Regions from separate parts of the Mus musculus genome. Here region 1 is linked to region 2. A link is a loop called in an ENCODE intact Hi-C map of the cell type or tissue named here. Cell type or tissue: gastrocnemius. All regions are shown on one strand.

The links. Peaks named below come from ENCODE experiments on the same cell type or tissue, not always from the same donor. Only the 100,000 strongest peaks of a DNase experiment are listed, where the experiment ranks them.
Region 1: it touches region 2 in a loop (6-fold over the local background); 14 of 42 quality-filtered maps call a loop at or near these places.

What each region holds. Positions count from the first base shown.
Region 1 is chr7:86,471,904-86,474,403 of GRCm38, reverse strand. No RefSeq gene overlaps it. Among named protein-coding and RNA genes, the nearest start is that of Olfr299, 7.7 kb to the right of the region's middle. In gastrocnemius, no CTCF peak of the experiment used is centred here; no DNase peak of the experiment used is centred here.
Region 2 is chr7:86,525,645-86,528,144 of GRCm38, reverse strand. It overlaps Olfr297 (olfactory receptor 297), which reads right to left and starts at 1,386. Exons shown (of 1, transcript NM_146618.2): 1 at 454-1,386. The coding sequence starts at 1,386. The coding sequence ends at 454. In gastrocnemius, no CTCF peak of the experiment used is centred here; no DNase peak of the experiment used is centred here.

The DNA.
Region 1 (2,500 bases), 54 kb after region 2:
TTGTGAAGAAAAGGGTTTATTTCAGTTCACAACTCTCAGATCTCACTTTATCGCTGATAGGAGCCAGAACAGGAACTTAGAGCAGGAACCTGGATATAGAGATTGAAACAGAGATCACTGTGTGTGTTGCCTATTTGTTTGTATTTTATGGCTTGCTTAAAACACTTTCTTACATTGTCCAAGTCCACTGTTCAGGAATGGCACTAAGATATTGTTTTCTAGATAAGTTAACAAAAACAAAGCAGTACAATATCCTTTTGTAAGGATAAGCCTTAGCTGCTGGGGACCCTCTGAGTGAACCATGCTGAGCCAGGGATGGATACAAAAGCAAGAGGAATTTATTGTTTCAGTGCCCTGGTGTCCTCCTTCACCCAAAGGAGAGGAAGCCATACCAGGCAGGCAGTTCAGCCAGATTTTATACAGTTTTCAGGGGTAAAATAGAGCAACAGCCACTAGGCACAACGTGATAGGCAGATCAGTGTGACTTTTAAACTGATTGGTCCTTAGGGAATGAAGTAAATGTGACATTTACTTAGTAAAGTTTGAAAAAAAAAAAAAACAAAGAAATCTCACAGTGAGATGTACAAGGAGAATTCAGGAGAAATGACTAGTTATATTAGAGTTGATACTTTGAATCATTTCTATCTGAAAAGTAAAGAGAATATTTCATATATATAGAAGCAATTAGGAGTGAATCACTCTCCTCCCAGATCCTCCTCGAAATGCTACAGATCCAACTTCATGCATGCTCTCACTCTCAAAAAGTAAAAATAGAAACCAAAAAATAAAGAAAAAAAATTAACAATAAGACTGTTGAGATGTAGAAAACCTGTGTGGATTTAAGGATAAATAAATAAATAAATAACAAAAAGCAAACAACAACAACAACAAAACCTCAAGGAGGAAAAAAAAAAAAAAAAAAAAAAAAAACCAGAAAGGGGGAAGTAGATTTAAAGTCCCAACTCTAAGCAAGGATGTGATAGCAATTGAGATCTCCAGGGAAAGGCAAAATGAGTTTTCTTCAATAAAATATCCCTAGGTATGCCAATCATATTCACTCCTGGGCAGGCTCATGGCCCAGGTGTAGTTGGCACATACTCTATATTATTTTGTTTGTTTGTTTTTAATTAATTTTTTAATGTAAGGTGCTTATAAGAGACTGAAAAAAAAAAACCCAAAACATGACAGAGAAACAAACAAGAAAACTAGAGAAATCTAATACTAATAACCTAACAGCACACCTGAAAACTTTAGAATAAAAAGAAGCAATAACACACAAAATGAGTATATGGGCAAAAATAATCAAACCTGGGTTTAAAAATCAGGGATAAAAAGGTAAAAACAAAAGAAATAGTATTAAGAATCATAGAAAACAAAATTTTTTTATATATCTATAGAATGGCAAACCTTTATTTAAATAAAGAAAAGGCAGAGAGAAAATCCAAAATTTTCAAAAATCATATACATCTTCATGCTGTACATTCTCTTCATGCTATAGTATTCTCACAATAATACTGAGTTTCTGAAACTGTAAGCAATCACCAATTAAATGCTTTCTTCTTTTCAATAAGATTTCCTATGGTCATGGTGTTTCTTCCTAGCAAGAAAATACTCAATAAGAGAAATGTAGTTAAGACATTAATAAAACAAATTGAAGAAGATATCAGAAGATGGAAAGCTCTTCCATGCTCATGGATTGATAGGATCAATATAGTAAAAATGAACATCCTACCAAAAGCAATCTACAAACTCAATACAATTCCCATCAAAATGGACACAAGTATTCGCAGAGTTTGAAAGAAAAATTTTCAGCTTAATATGGAAACACACACAAAACAACACAAAATCATACAAGATAACTAAAATATCCATGAATAATAAAAGATGTGCTAAAAGTATTACCATCGATGACCTCAAAATGTATATAGAAATATAGAAAAATAAAAGCACGCTACTGGCATTAAACAAACACATTAATCAATAAAATCAGATTGACAATCCAGGCATAAATCCATACACCCACTAACACCTGGTTTTTGATGAAGCCAGAAATATGCAGGGGAGAGAAGACATCGTCTACAAATGGTGCTAGTTCTGTATCTGGATAGCTACATGTAGAAGAGAAATATAAATAAATCCACATCTCCTTGAAGAAGACAAAACTACTAATGTGTGAAAGACCTAAACATAAACGTGGATATATTGGAACCTGATAGAGAGAAAGAGGAATAACCTTGAATTCACTGGCAAAGTGACCAAGCCAGCTCAGTCAGTCAACAGGGCCTCAAGGGAGGGGGGAGGTTTAAAGAAAGAAACAGCAACTAGACAACATTTTAACATGACTCCAGCCAGTGCTGAAGAGTTGTTGTTGTTGTTGTTGTTTTGTTTTGTTTTGTTTTTTTGTTTCGTTTCTTGTTTTTTGTTTTTCCCTAGTCTAGGCGCTTGCAAAGAATAAGGTCAGTTCTTAGATCAAAGACAATGTAATCAAACAAGGCAATAA
Region 2 (2,500 bases):
CCCCTATCTCTAACCTGGAAAAACAAAACAAACAAAACAAAACAACAAACCTCTAATTATTTAAGCACTTTTAAGGGTAAATGTAGTTTCCTCCAAGGGAGACTCATTGAGTAAATAAATTACAATTAAAAGTAGGCTGCATGCCCAGCAGTGGATGACCAAAAGAAAACAAACTCAAGGGTAATATTAGAAGTTCTTCCCGCATAATTGGCATCAAGGCTTCTTCTTTATTTCTTTAAACTTATTTTTAAAACTTTTATTATGCCCATATGGGAGGACATGGATGGGGGGATAAAGTTGGGAGGACAAATGAGTAGGAAAGTACTAGGATGAGAAGAGGGAGGGGAAATTATAAGTAGTATAAATAATGTAAAAAACATCTCTCCAGTACATAAAGTAAAAAAAGCTTTAATGTGCATGTGCAGATTTGTATGTCCATATTTTTTCTTTATTTTATTCAACTATGAAAAATCTGAATATTACTTTCTTCACAGCCTTCTTTATTTGTTTGTTTCTAAGGCTATAGATAATAGGGTTTAAGAATGGAGGAACAGTGGTATAAAATACAGAAAGAGTCATATCCTCAACTACTTCTGAGATTGCTGGAGGTCTTAGATATGCATAGGCACCAGAACAAAGAAACAAATATGCTACAATGATGTGAGGGACACAGGTAGAAAAGGCTTTCCCTCTCTCTCCTTTGACAGGAACTTTCAAGACAGTTGATAATATGTGAACATATGATATGGCAATGAAAGTAAAGCAGGTACCACTAAGGCCAATGGCAGTCAGAAGAAGTATGATTTTGTTGTTAAAGGTGTCAGAGCAAGTAAGCCTCAGCAAAGCAGGCAGCTCACAGAAGAACTGAGGAACTACATTTGAGTGACAAAAGGACAGCTGGAAAGTTTTGAAAGTGTTCATACCTGAAAGGATAAGTGAGGTAAGTAGGGAAGCCAGTGTCATCTGAACACAGAATTGATGGTTCATAATCATAGGGTAGAGGAGAGGCTTGCATATGGCCACATAGCGGTCCTGAGCCATGATGGTGAGAAACTGAACCTCTACACATGCACAAAAGAAGAACAAAAAGATCTGTGCTGCACACCCAGTCACAGAAATGTTCCTGTGGTCAGTGAGAGAGTTTATACAGGCATTGGGCACAGTAATAGAAACATAGCACATGTCTAAGATGGACAGATTCCTGAGGAAGAAGTACATGGGTGTGTTCAGGGTCTGGTCAACTGTAGTAACAATGATGATGGTAAGATTCCCGAACAGGCTGCCCAGGTACACCAGCAGGAACAGCACACTGAGTAGGACCCTGAGCTCCCAAGTCTCAGCAAAAACCTCCAGGAGGAACTCAGTCACCATGGTAGAATTCATCATAGTCTCAAAGTACAGGTTTATCTGGAAGAGAAAAGCAGTAATTGACAATAACTAAAATTAATTGATAAATCACTAGCATTTCTTTTAAAAGTTTATTTTTGTTCTGTATACCAGACTTTATGTGTAAAAAATCAAGTATTTTATTTTTATTTGCCTATGTTTTAGTATGCTTAGTTGTTAATACATATATGTGGCTGTCTGTCAAATGGTCTGATGTTAAACACTTACAGTTAATTTCTTTAACAATGGTTGCTACATGAATACTCTCATCTTAATAAATATTAGGTTGTTTAATATAAAGTTATATAATCTAAGTTCCTCTTCTAGATAACCTATCTACACCAGTTAGGAATGCCCAGAGACATTTAACATGTGGATTATTTGTAAAACTGTTTATGTATTTATTATCATATATGCATTTACATATGAAATGCATTTATATTCTTTGATTATTTCATACACACACACATACATATAGGGAGGGATGTTAGAAATCAGTGAATGTGAGAGACAATGGCATAAAAAGACAGACTAGGAAAGAGAAATAAAGATGATCAAATTAGAAGTGTGTGCGGAAGACTTTCAGAATAGGCCATTTGCCTGGAGTTAACTTCACATGCTTGACACAGAATTTTCTCTTTTTGGAGAAACCTTGGGATTTCTAGAAATTAACTCACATTATAGATGATGATTTCAATCTCTTAAAACTGATTATTTGGATTTATGAATAGCATATTCATACACATCCACAGTAACACCTGAAATATTGCTCTGCTAGCTGAATCCTAGAACAAAGATGTACATAAAGCTAACCATGATACCATGCATGATAGCTTTTGTGTTTTTAACAGTTCTACTCAAGTGTAACTGATGTCAAACTGCAGTATGGAATCCCACACCATGGTTTCCTAGTTGTGATTAACTGTCAAGTTCCCAGAAAATGCATGGTATAAAAACACTGAGTTCTAAAATTTATGATCAAGTATAGGAGTGTTAATGTGAAGAGTTCAAACTGCTTGAAATTAAAGGTAAATTTCATTAGCTTAGTGAAATAAGCTAACACTTTTTATCAATTCCTCATGAGAACCATTAATGATTCTACACGTTATAACAC